Linked DNA regions of Homo sapiens: regions 2 and 3 are each linked to region 1. Evidence: read pairs that join two places in POLR2A ChIA-PET (ENCODE). Cell type or tissue: MCF 10A. All regions are shown on one strand. Region 1 overlaps DSC3 (desmocollin 3). Region 2 has its middle 35 kb from the start of DSC1. Region 3 overlaps DSG3 (desmoglein 3).

Region 1 (4,000 bases):
TCATTTTACAGAGCAGAAAACGGGAAAAGGAGATAAACTGATTTTTTTTTAAGACCAAAAGATAATCATTTGAGCTTGAATTTGAAGCCAGGTAGTCTGACCTGAGTCCATTTCCTTAGCCTACGCTATAATCCCTCTGCTATCGTGTGCTGCTTAATTGGCTCACTGATCTCTAAAAAATTTCCAAATCAATCTTTGACTAAAATTCAGTTTTAGATAACAAATCAAGTAAAACCCATAAAACATTATGTTACACTGTACTATAAAGTTGAAGCACTTTTTCTTCAATTTCTCTTTCTGCTTATCAAAACAATCACTGGCTAAACATTGAACAAAATCAAAACTGGTGAATAAAATTATTTTAAATCTTTCTCCACACCTAGGTATTAACAGAGTAAGACATTAGTATCACGAGTCCACTAAAAAGTCAAGAAAGTTTCTGAATCTTAGAATCTACAAAACATATGTAAAACCTTTTTTTATTTTGTATGTATATCCCACAAACTGGAGAGTCAAGGAAAAAAATATTAATATCTGTTCGTTTGATGCTGATGAATACTGTTTCACACATTTCATGTGCTGGTGTGATCACACAGAGAGTAAGAGCAACTGCTGGCAATGAGAAATGGATGGAAATTTAGAGAACAGCTGCTGCACTGGAGGAGGTGCAACTATTCAATCCAGAAACACTCGCTGAAGCCTTGGAGTTTCTTTGTCCCATTTTTCGAGGCTTAAGATGGATATTGTTTTAGTAGCTTAAAACTCTCCAAAATTAAAAATCTGGTGAGATGAAATCCTAAAGATTAATGGGATTAGTTAATCTCATTAATTAATAGGAAAGCCTGTAAATTCTCTTCCACCTCAGGGTACGTTTTTGTTTCGCCACTTAAAAAAAGTGCTTAAAAATATCCCACATCTGCACTGAGATGTTAACAACTCCCTAGAAAATGTATAGTTGTGGAAATGGAGCTGAGGACTCTCCATGTTGAGAAGGACCAAGAATAATACTATCCTCACTCAAGCCCATATGCGTCACTGCTGCTGCTCCAATGGACAGAAGCCACTGAGGTGGAATGAGTTTACCCAGAACACAGCAAAAGCCTGTATCACTCATGCTTTGTGGTTACAGAAAAGTTATCTATTTTGGAACATTATAACACTAGTCTCAAGGACATAGCATAACTTTTTAAAATAAAATAATAATATCCCACAGTTTACCAAGTGCTGTTACGTTCAATATTATATTTGAAGAGCTATTAGGGAGGCAGAAAGAAGTATTGTTCCCATTTTACAGATAACACAGAGGCCAACTTTCCAAGATCACACAGCTGTGGAAAACAATTTAACATAGTGCTTGACAGCGTATAGTTAGAGTCAAAGAGCTAGGTTCAAATTCTGTCTACACTACATCCTAGCTGTGTGGCATTGGGAAAGTTATTTAGTCTCTTTAACTCTTCTCTTCTGTGAAATTGTTGTAAGAATGACATTTAACACTACAGCATAAAATAAGGCTTTACACTAAATTCTGAGTAATCTCTCAAGCTGTCACAGAGGCGAATGAAGGGAATAAATGCTGTATGTTTTTGTTAACAGCCAATATATTGCAATAAAAGGAGACGCTAACTAGTAAGACAATGTTTGCAAGCTTTATTCAGCTAAAAGTATACCAGAGCAATTCTTGGTTTGGCCTACTGATTACTTAACTCTTTGAGGTATAAAGGAATGAATAACATGCACTCTTTCCCTGGATATAATTCTGACTAGCAAGGAAGAACCAGGGCATTGGAAGAGGAGGATTCCTTTAGAGTTAACAACATAGTGATGTCATTCTTTAATCAGTACTCAAAAGGTTAGTCATCATTAGGTACATAGCCTACATGACAGAAACATGGATTTTGAACACCATGATTATACAGTGTTTGATTTTCAAATAAAAGATGACTCACTGAGATTAAAAAGTACTTAAAGATGCCAGGCACGGTGGCTCACGTCTGTAATCCTAGCACTTTGGGAGGCCAAGGCGGGCGGATTGCCTGAGCTCAGGAGTTCGAGACCAGCCTGGGCAACACGGTGAAACCCCATCTCTACTAAAATACAAAAAATTAGCCGGGCATGGAGGCATGCGCCTGTAGTCCCAGCTGCTTGGGAGGCTGAGGCAGGAGAATTGCGACAGCAAATTCCAAAAAAAAGAAAAAAAAAAAAAAAGTACTTAAAAGTACTCCATCTCCAAAAAAAAAAAAAAAAAAAGTACTTAAAGACATGATTTAACCACACAATCACAACTCTTTCCCAAGGAAAAGAATAAGATACTTTCAAAGACTAGCATGGCTATCAAAGGAGCCCTGTGATAATAATTCAGCTTTTCTAAGGGTTTGGATAAAATATGAAAAGGATAACACAACATGGCAAAAGCAAATTTTATTAATCAAAATGTTAGCAGACTATGAATGACTCAAAGGAAAAGAGGAGGTACGATTAGCAAAGGAGCTAGTAATGTCAGAAGAAAAATATAATTTAAAAAGTAAACTCCCAAAAGTAGAAATGAATTAAGGTTGCAAGAAGAGAAGATCCTCTTGTGCAAATGAAGTAATGGCTTTATCAAGCTAAGTAACTCAAGTATGGAAAAGAGGCGACATAAGAGAAGCAAGGATACCAAGCCAGAAGGAGAACAGCTCAGGGATTATGAATAAGAGCTCCCCACCAGAGAGATCTGGGTTTGTATCTTGGCTGTATGAACAGAGTTATCTCTCCTAGATAGTCTGGACATTCAACACCTGACTGTGGGGTACAAATCACCTATCCTAGCTGTATGGACTGCAGCATGTTATTTCTCTTTGATTCAGTCTACTCATCTGGAAATGAGAAGAATTAGAATAACAACCACATGGGCTTGTTTTGGAAAGATAAATAAATCTTTTAATTCAATGTTTTTTGGGAAGTTTTGTGGGACACTGTTTCAGAGATGGAAAAAAAGAAGGAAATAAATTAGTTTTATGAAGCAAGCATAAAATTGATAGTAAAAACTTAATAGCAATTATAGAAAAGGAAAAACTATGGTAAATCCTTTTTGTGGATATGGATGTAAATCCTAGACAGAAATTAGACAAAACAGCTGAAAAAAATGAAATTACAATCTTGGCTATGACTTAGGAGAAAAATGCTAATTCTCTCCTACTCTTTCTATGAAATTAATATAATTGTAAAAACATCAAAAGAGATATTTTTAAACTTAGGAGCTGATTTGAAAGTTCACATGGAAGAACAAACAAGGAAGATATTCATAAGAAAAAAATCCACAAAGGAAGATCACTAGGTAAGAGTGGCATGGAACACTGCAAATACTAAAATGCATATTATACATTTGATATTCTTAAATAGCTAGCAATAATACAGCAGCATATAGATGCTAATTAATAAACAATAAATTAACGGTACAAAAGAGAATGTCAATAACAAACTCAAATATACATGTATCTTATTTTATGACAAAGAAAATATGTCAAAACATGAATTGGAACAGATACAAAAACTAAAATTTGATTCATATCACAATTGTTCTAGGATAAATTTCATACAGATCAAAAATTTAACTGGATAGATAATTAAACAATAATAATGTAGAAGAATTTCAGATAAAATGCTTTCATAATGTCAATACCATGATAATGACACAAATCTCACAACCACAGAAGCCTCTGATAAATTGTGACCAAGCAAGCCCTGCCAACAAAACAAATCCTGGAGGTCAAAAACCAACACAAGCAAACTTATAAAACAATAAAAATTGGTAAAAATATTTGCAAAAATATTTCCTTCCGTAAAACTCTTATAAATAAATAGTTAATAGATAAGAAGAGCAAAACATAGAAAGCTGGCTAAAAGACAGGACTAGTGAGCTTGAAGATATAAAATATATTCAATGGCGTCTTCATATAAAAGGAATGCTCAGCTACACTGAAACACCATTTTTTTGCTATTCAACCGATAAATATCAAAACTT
Region 2 (4,000 bases), 190 kb after region 1:
GAAAAGACGCTGTGGTCTCTGTCTTATTATGTTATTCATGGACACCAAGCAACTACAGAGATCTTCATCCTATTACTTTTAAAAAATGTAGCTTCCATTAATTCTTATTGGGCATGTATTCAGGCTTTAATCAAAACACGAAGTTCTTATTTTCAAATATTTCAACAGTTATTTTGGTCAAAGAGTCAGCTGTAAATTCCTACATGAAAAGTAAATGAGTGGCTGGGCGTGGTGGCTCACACCTAAACTTTCAGCATTTGGGAGGCTAAAGTGGGTGGATTGCTTGAGCTCAGGAGTTCAGGACCGGCCTGAGCAACATGGCGAAACCTCATCTCTACAAAAAAATAACAAAAATTAGCCACGTATGGTGGCACACTCCTGTGGTCCCAGCTACTCGGGAGGCTGAGGTGGGAAGATCACTTGAGCTGGAGAGGTGGAGGTTGCAGTGAGCCAAGATAGCGCCACTGCACTCCAGTCTGGGTGACAGAGTGAAACCCTGTCTCAAAAAGGAAGAAAAGGCTGGGCGCGGTGGCTCACGCCTGTAATCCCAGCACTTTAGGAGGCCGAGGTGGGCGGATCACGAGGTCAGGAGATCGAGACCACGGTGAAACCCCGTCTCTACTAAAAATACAAAAAATTAGCCAGGCGGGGTGGCGGGCACCTGTAGTCCCAGCTACTCGGGAGGCTGAGGCAGGAGAATGGCGTGAACCCAGGAGGCGGAGCTTGCAGTGAGCTGAGATTGCGCCACTGCACTCCAGCCTGGGCGACAGAGCGAGACTCCGTCTCAAAAAAAAAAAAAAAAAAAAAAGCAAATGAGCAGGCCTTTTCATATCAGAAATTCAGAGGCTCTCTTATATATGCCATAAATAAAATAGTGACAACAGAGAGCCTGTAGAGACACAGCTTGAATGGAAAATTATTGAAGTTTCTCCAAGCTAAAATTTATATTTGCATGCTTTGTGTAGCTACATACTTTAGCTAGACACTTTAGCCTACTTTCTATCCAGCCATCGTGGAAAGTAAACATGTGCCTGTTTAACACCCAGTGTTTCTCAAACATTGATCCATACTTACTATGTCAGAAATACCTGAAGAGTTATTTTGTTTTGTTTTGTTTTGTTTTGTTTTTGTTTTTTTTTTTTGAGATGGAGTTTTGCTCTCGTTGCCCAGGCTGGAGTGCAATGGTGCAATCTCAGCTCACTGCAACCCCCGCCTCCCGGGTTCAAGCAATTCTCCTGCCTTAGCCTCCCGAGTAGCTGGGATTACAAACGCCCACCACCACACCCAGCTGATTTTTGTATTTTTAGTAGAGACGGTGTTTCACCATGTTGGCCAGGCTGCCCTCGAACTCCTGATCTGAGATGATCCACCCAACTCGGCCCTCAAAATGTTGGGATTAGAGGCGTAAGCCACAGCGCCCAGCTGAGTTTTTTAAGTATATTAATTATTGGGTCCAACCTTAACAGATTCTGAGTCAGGTAAGTCTGTGTTGGATCCTTTAACTGTTGTATTTTGTTAATTTTTTTTTTTAATTTCCTAGGTGATTGAGATACACAGCCATGTTAGGAAACCGTGACTTTAAACCCAAATGTTTAATCTTTTTTGCAGATTTCATTAGCAATAATTCACAAAGCATATTCATCTTCTACAGCTCATGAAATAACTCTGTTCTTGAAAATCAGAGTACATGTAGAGGAGAAGGGGTTTTTGTTCTGACAATATAATACTGTCCAATGCTACGTGATTGGTAGATAAGGCCTCCAAATCCCTCATAAATTGTGGGATTTAGATGAGATAATTTTAAAGTTCACTGAAGCCATAAAGTTATTTAACCTATGTAATCTACAGAATTAGATGTGAAATAGAAATGTTGATTATGATTTTCATCAAAAGCATATGGGCTATATAAATTGCTAGGAAAACGTGAAACAAATTAAAAAGCCATAAATAAAAGAGCTTAATCCTTGAATTAAAACAAACAAACAAAAAAGCAACCACATTCATAGCTGAATCTACCTGAAAGGCCAGGATTAGTCATATAATGATTTAACCCCTGCTTTGGTCAGCATTTTTCTATAATTTCCTTGCCAACCCAGAATGAGAATGGTGACAGGTCTGGAAAGTAGTTTTCAGTGTGCTGAGCTTGAACAAAGAACAGTTTCCAGGGTGGGTGGGGTGAACCTTATTTTTCAGTGAGATGTCACTCCTGTCTGATTAGGACGCTGTGAATCACTGTATATTTGGCACACTGCCAACTGAAACGTACCTTTGCTTTTCTCCCTTTGGTCTCTCCCTCACTTATTATCATGGGAAAAGATAAAATTCACAAGCTCTAGATCAAGAGTTTACTTCTCAAAAGAAATATCTCATTTTAGAAGCACATTCTAACATCCCAGAATCACACGTCGATTAGATTGTCTTCAATCTAAACTATTATTTGTGATAAAAGCTCTAAATTACTGTATTCCTTTCTAATTTTATTATCCTTAAACTGTACCTTAACTATGTTCACTTTTTGTACAATTGGAAAATGGTTGTATATTAAGTATTCATCAGTCATTACTGAATTTCAGGGGGCAAAATTACAAATCATTTGTTAAACTTTCAAAATTATCTTTGTCTATAATCTCTCTTGTACCCTGAAAGACCACAGTAATACCATACTTTCTTTCCTCTCCTACTTAATGTTATTATACAGCTATTGAAACCACAATGGAGAATAAAAGAAGAGAAATAGCCATGTGTTTCATTTAAGATGAATAATTTCATCTAAGTAATTTCTACAAGACATTGCTTTGTTGTCTTTAAATTTCATTTACTTGAATGGGAATCAAAGGCATCTCCTTGTGAGTTATTCAGCACAAATCAGATTCCTTATTGGAAATTAAGCTTTGGACCTTGGCAATAGAACTACCTTCAATAAGACAGTAACATTGAAAATGTTTTTTCCCACCCACTGATTCTGCTTTACAGATCTAACATTTCCTCTCCCGATGTCGGAATAGCTCTGATATCACCCCCTCCTCCTTTCCTGTCTTGAGTCTTTGTTCTTCAAGTCCAGTGTCAATGATCATTTTATCAATGATCAGCTTCATTTCAAAGCTTGCAATGAGGTGACAATGCCAGGGCTTCCACGTCAGAGAAATAGGCCACCTTTGTCACCTGGCAAAAAACATTCTATTGGCACCTTCAAACCCATCTTTAGATATCAAGCTAGTAGTTTGGTGAAAATAAAAGTGCACCTTTACTAAATGTACCTCGAATGGCAAGGCCCTTCCAAAACCAAAACATTTAGACCAGGGGAGAGCTAAAATGTCTGACAGTTGTGTAAAGTGCAAGATTTAGGTGTGTGATGAATAATGATGTGAAAGGATGCATGTTGCATTTCTAGCCTGCAAACAATGACCATTTTTTGAAGAGTCAAGCAGCAAGCAGGGTGTCACCACAGCCTCCAGGTCTCTCCCAAGTGTCCTGCTGGTGATGGTTTCTGTGCGCCTGTCTGTAAAATTCTCCACCCTCGTACCCAAGCCCATAGCTCCTCCTTGTTGAGACTTGTCCCATTAGTCTTCTGAGGCTAGAACAAACCCAGGCGAAAGTCTTGATTGCTGGCTGAGATAATCAGGAATAAGTTGATTCTATTTAGCAACTTCTCAGCTGTGCGGTGGAGGTGGTTTCAACATTATAATCGAGGAAGTCCATAATGCCTTCCTAGAGATTGGTATCCAAATCAAAAACCTTCATGTTTACCTTGGTGCTACTAGCTTTGTCTTGAAAGTTTAAACCCTGCCAACTTAAGGAAATCTCTTATCATGTAAGTTTGACAGCTCTGTTTACTTTAGCCCTGACCTATAGTTTAATAGTGAAAAGTTTGGAGGAAACAAACCTCATAGGAGAATGCTTGACATTATTAAAATGCAAAGTACACAAAAGAGAAGCTACTGTGAAAGCTGTCTCCATTTGTGACTCACTCCTTGAAGAAATTTCTGGCCTTTATGCCATG
Region 3 (4,000 bases), 440 kb after region 1:
TTAAATGGCAATTTAATAAAACTAACTTACTTTGGGCTGGGCTCACCTATGTGCTTTACACCTATTAATTTAATCCTCACAACAAACCTATAAGGTAAGTAAAATTAATTTTTATTCCTATTGTACAGATGAAGAAACTGAAAGATTAAGGAATGTTCCCAAGTTATATGCTAGTACATGGTTGGGAGTTGGATTTAAATTCAGTGATTCAGAATCCAGTATCCAATTTTATATTATCATACTTGACTGCAGCCTACACAGCATTTCAAATGAGCATTTAAGAATATCCAGGGATATTTATTTTTCTTAGCATTCTGTCATGATACAAGGCTTAACTTTCTAAATTAATTGAATTTACTCTAAAAATCAGTTATTGGAAATTGAATTCTTCACAATTAAATAATTTCCAAGTAATCAGATATATATCAACTTTGTTCAATTAAGGAATTTGCTTTGATAAATACAAAGTTTATCACAATGTTTCAGAGTTTTTAAATTTTAAATTTCAATATATATAGAAAGCTATGAGATATTATGAAAGATGCTAATATGAATGATATTACTTACCTGTGTATATTTCATGACATTTTTCCCAAAAAAATTTAATAAATACAAAATCATGTTTAAAATTTGGACTGATTTATTTGAATTATCTAATTCATTCTACAAATTTCCCCAAGAATCCCCATTCTAGAAATCAGAAGTGTAGTCAGGCCCTAGGCCTGGCTGGGATGAGCTACCTGCATCTAATCCATAGTCTTATGTTCTGTCCCCTGCCACACTAAAGCATGAGGTAACCCCAAACAAGATCTCGGCCAAACTAAAGAGCAGGTGCTATTATACTTGCTTTTTGTTTAATCTAGCTACCCATATCCTCAGATTATATTTATTGTGTACATACCATATTCAATAGGAACCTTAGTGATACAACCATATACATTTTTATTAACAAATAGAGCATATGGATATCAAATTGCTTTATTTCATATATTTTTTAAATTTAATAATTAGATTTGCTTTTGATAATATTTGTAATTCATATCTATACCAAGGCACTAAGGCTATATCAATGCTTTAAAAATCATATAATTAAAATTTACAAAATAACCAGAAAACAAAAAGAAAGAAAAGTACAGTAATTCTCAAGATAAGGGAGGTTTTCTCCATGTTGGTATTTCCAATCCAGGCCACCAAAAGAGACAACTTAGTTCATTCAAATCGTCAGAAAACTATGTAAATATTTATTGGCTTGATTTAGTCATTCCACAGTTTATACATATCTCAAAACAACATGTACATGATAAATATATACAATTTTGTCAATGAAAATAGATTTACAAATAAAAACACATAAATTGTTTTTAAAATGTCCAAAATTATTATATTAGCAAATTAACTAAAACAAGTAGCCATTATATAAATATTAACTAAAATAATTTTTTTAAAAAAATACTATTCTAAATAATGTAAGGCTGTGCTGTCCTCTAAAAATCTGAAGATCATTGCAATATTCAGAAATGTTTCCCATCACCTACTTCCTGGGAAAACAAATATTCTACCTTATTGTGTATTAGAAGAATCATTCTCTGTAGGGCTAGTCCAAGCATGATTCATATTTTCGGGATGACTCTCCAGTTTTCCTGTAAAGGGGAGCCTGCCTGGCCCATCCCTCCTCTCATGTGTAGCTGAGTCATTTTTATGCGCTGAGAAAGGAATTGTGCAGTTACTACATTTATCTGGTCTTTTCTACCAAGTAACTCAAGGTACTGCTTTAAAAAGAGCAACAATGTTGGAAAATAATTTTGAGACATGTTATAACCACAAGTAATGGTTCTTTTCCATGACAAATTTGAACACGCACTCTTTGGAATCAAGGTTTCAGCTGGAATGTCTAGAAGGGAAGAGTCCTGACATCTTATGTCTGACATAATTACTCATTTGGTTCAGACTTGGACTAGTCTATTCATTATAACCCTAGAAAATAAACAATCTACATTGTTTCAAGAGCAACCATAGTCTTTTGCCAAATAGAAATCTAAATTGACTGTCATATAATTTTCTTTGTACCATTAGTTTGTTTTTTTTTTTTTTCTCTTTATGACAACTTTGGTTAGAATTTAGCAGTAGTTGGCTCACACCTGTAATCCCAGCACTTTGGGAGGCCAAGGCGGGTGGATCACCTGAGGTCAGGAGTTCGAGACCAGCCTAACCAACATGGTGAAACTCCGTCTCTGCTAAAGATACAAAATTAGCCGGGTGTGGTGGTGTGCCCATGCCTGTAATCCCTGTTACTCGGGAGGCTAAGGCAAGAGAATCCCTTGAACCCGGGAGACGAAGCTTACATTGAGTCAAGATCGCACCATTGCACTCCAGCCAGGGCAAAAATTGCACTCCAGCCAGGGCAAAAAGAGCGAAACTCCGTCTCAAAAAAAAAAAAAAAAAGAATTTAGTAGTAGTGAGGTACATGCTCTGGAGTTAGGCTACTGCGGTCGCTATCCTATTATGGCCATTAGCTAGGGCAAAGTATTCATTCCCTTGCATCTCCAATTCTTCATCTGTATACTAGGGATTATAATACTAGAATCTCCTTCAGGTGCCTGCTGTAAGTATTACATAAAACAGTAAGTATAAAGCTCTAGGAGTAGCAGCTGATACCGAAACTACACAATAAACATTAGCTACTGTTATTACTCTTCTAGTTTTTTTTTTCTTCTGACTTATTTTCCACCATTATTTTCCGACCAGATTCATCCGATAATCAGTGGATTAGCAAATACTTGTTAAGCACCTGTGAGGGTTACAAGAAAAAAAAAATAACCTAATAGCACTGAACTGGAAAGTTTACAATACTCCTGGCTTAGCACAGAAATTCTTTCATGTGCATAAAACAAGAAATAATAAACTGTGGTAAACCATCATGGGCTAAATTTCATGGTACAGAATATGTGTTGTACAAACTCAGAAAAAGAGACATCAGTAAAGACAATTTCATGGAGGTTGTTGGAACTTGATGGATCTGGAAGGATGAGCAATATTTAAGTGGGTGGAGTAGAAAGAGGTAATGCATGCCAGGCAGAACAGAAGATGAAAAATGACACAGATGAATGTCTCATATGCTCTTGAGAAGGTGAAGACCCTAGCCTACATGGCTTCATTTTACTGTCATTTAATTTTTTGGGGCCACTCTGAAAATTAAGTTCAATATTTAAATTGAAGTAATAGAGCAGAGATGAACAGATCCATGTCTCACTGCAAACAGGGTTTGTGATTGGAATAGCATATCCTCATCTTTTACGTTTTGTTCTCTAAACCAGACTGGTTCCATTCCATTCTTTTCACTTGTACAATTAAAGAAAATGTTCTGTAATTGTAGAGGACTAATACAGGATTGCCTTCCTACAAATCAGTTGGGTGGCTGAAGGTTTTTAATAATCCCCTGTGGCCCCTTTCTGAAGCATTTCACAATGGTGCTTACCAATGTTTCCCAAAGCAATGACTTTCATAGCTTCCAGGAACGGTGTATAAAGCAGCCAGGTAAGAATTGTGTGGTTGCTGCAACTGACTATTAGGCATAGTTTTTGCAAAGTCCAATAGGTTCTTCTTTATGTCATCAAAATTCTGTAGTCAATTAAAAAACTGGTGGAATGTGTTTATATTGACAGTAATATTCCTTTTCCTGGTAGGAACTTACCCTTTGATTATGGCTTCTTGAAACTTACTTCTTTTGAAATAGAAACAAATCACAATATGAACAATAGAATATAATAATCAGGATTATTCATTGTATATAATTCCTTATTTGAAGAATTCACATTTAATTCGACTTTATTTAAATGTCTGCAGGTGGTCATATTGGTTCATGGAGAATTGCGAATAGAGGTAAAGTATGAAAAAGGTTTTTGTACTTAAAATAATAGTTTAGTTTAAAAAAAAATTAAATTGTGTTTAGTAGAAATGAATATTTAATTTCTAAAATTATTCAATAATTTAATTGTGAAAA

Evidence for each region. Peaks named below come from ENCODE experiments on the same cell type or tissue, not always from the same donor. Only the 100,000 strongest peaks of a DNase experiment are listed, where the experiment ranks them.
Region 2: POLR2A ChIA-PET joins it to region 1 with 5 read pairs; 2 of 35 experiments call an interaction of 5 or more read pairs at or near these places.
Region 3: POLR2A ChIA-PET joins it to region 1 with 5 read pairs; 1 of 35 experiments calls an interaction of 5 or more read pairs at or near these places.

The regions. Positions count from the first base shown.
Region 1 is chr18:31,009,742-31,013,741 of GRCh38, forward strand. The region is part of intron 9 of DSC3 (desmocollin 3); the gene reads right to left. Among named protein-coding and RNA genes, the nearest start is that of DSC3, 31 kb to the right of the region's middle. In MCF 10A, no CTCF peak of the experiment used is centred here; a DNase peak (open chromatin) is centred at 1,870.
Region 2 is chr18:31,195,711-31,199,710 of GRCh38, forward strand. No RefSeq gene overlaps it. Among named protein-coding and RNA genes, the nearest start is that of DSC1, 35 kb to the left of the region's middle. In MCF 10A, no CTCF peak of the experiment used is centred here; a DNase peak (open chromatin) is centred at 2,221.
Region 3 is chr18:31,452,597-31,456,596 of GRCh38, forward strand. DSG3 (desmoglein 3) reads left to right here. Exons shown (of 16, transcript NM_001944.3): 2 at 3,844-3,879. Among named protein-coding and RNA genes, the nearest start is that of DSG3, 6.9 kb to the left of the region's middle. In MCF 10A, no CTCF peak of the experiment used is centred here; a DNase peak (open chromatin) is centred at 1,655.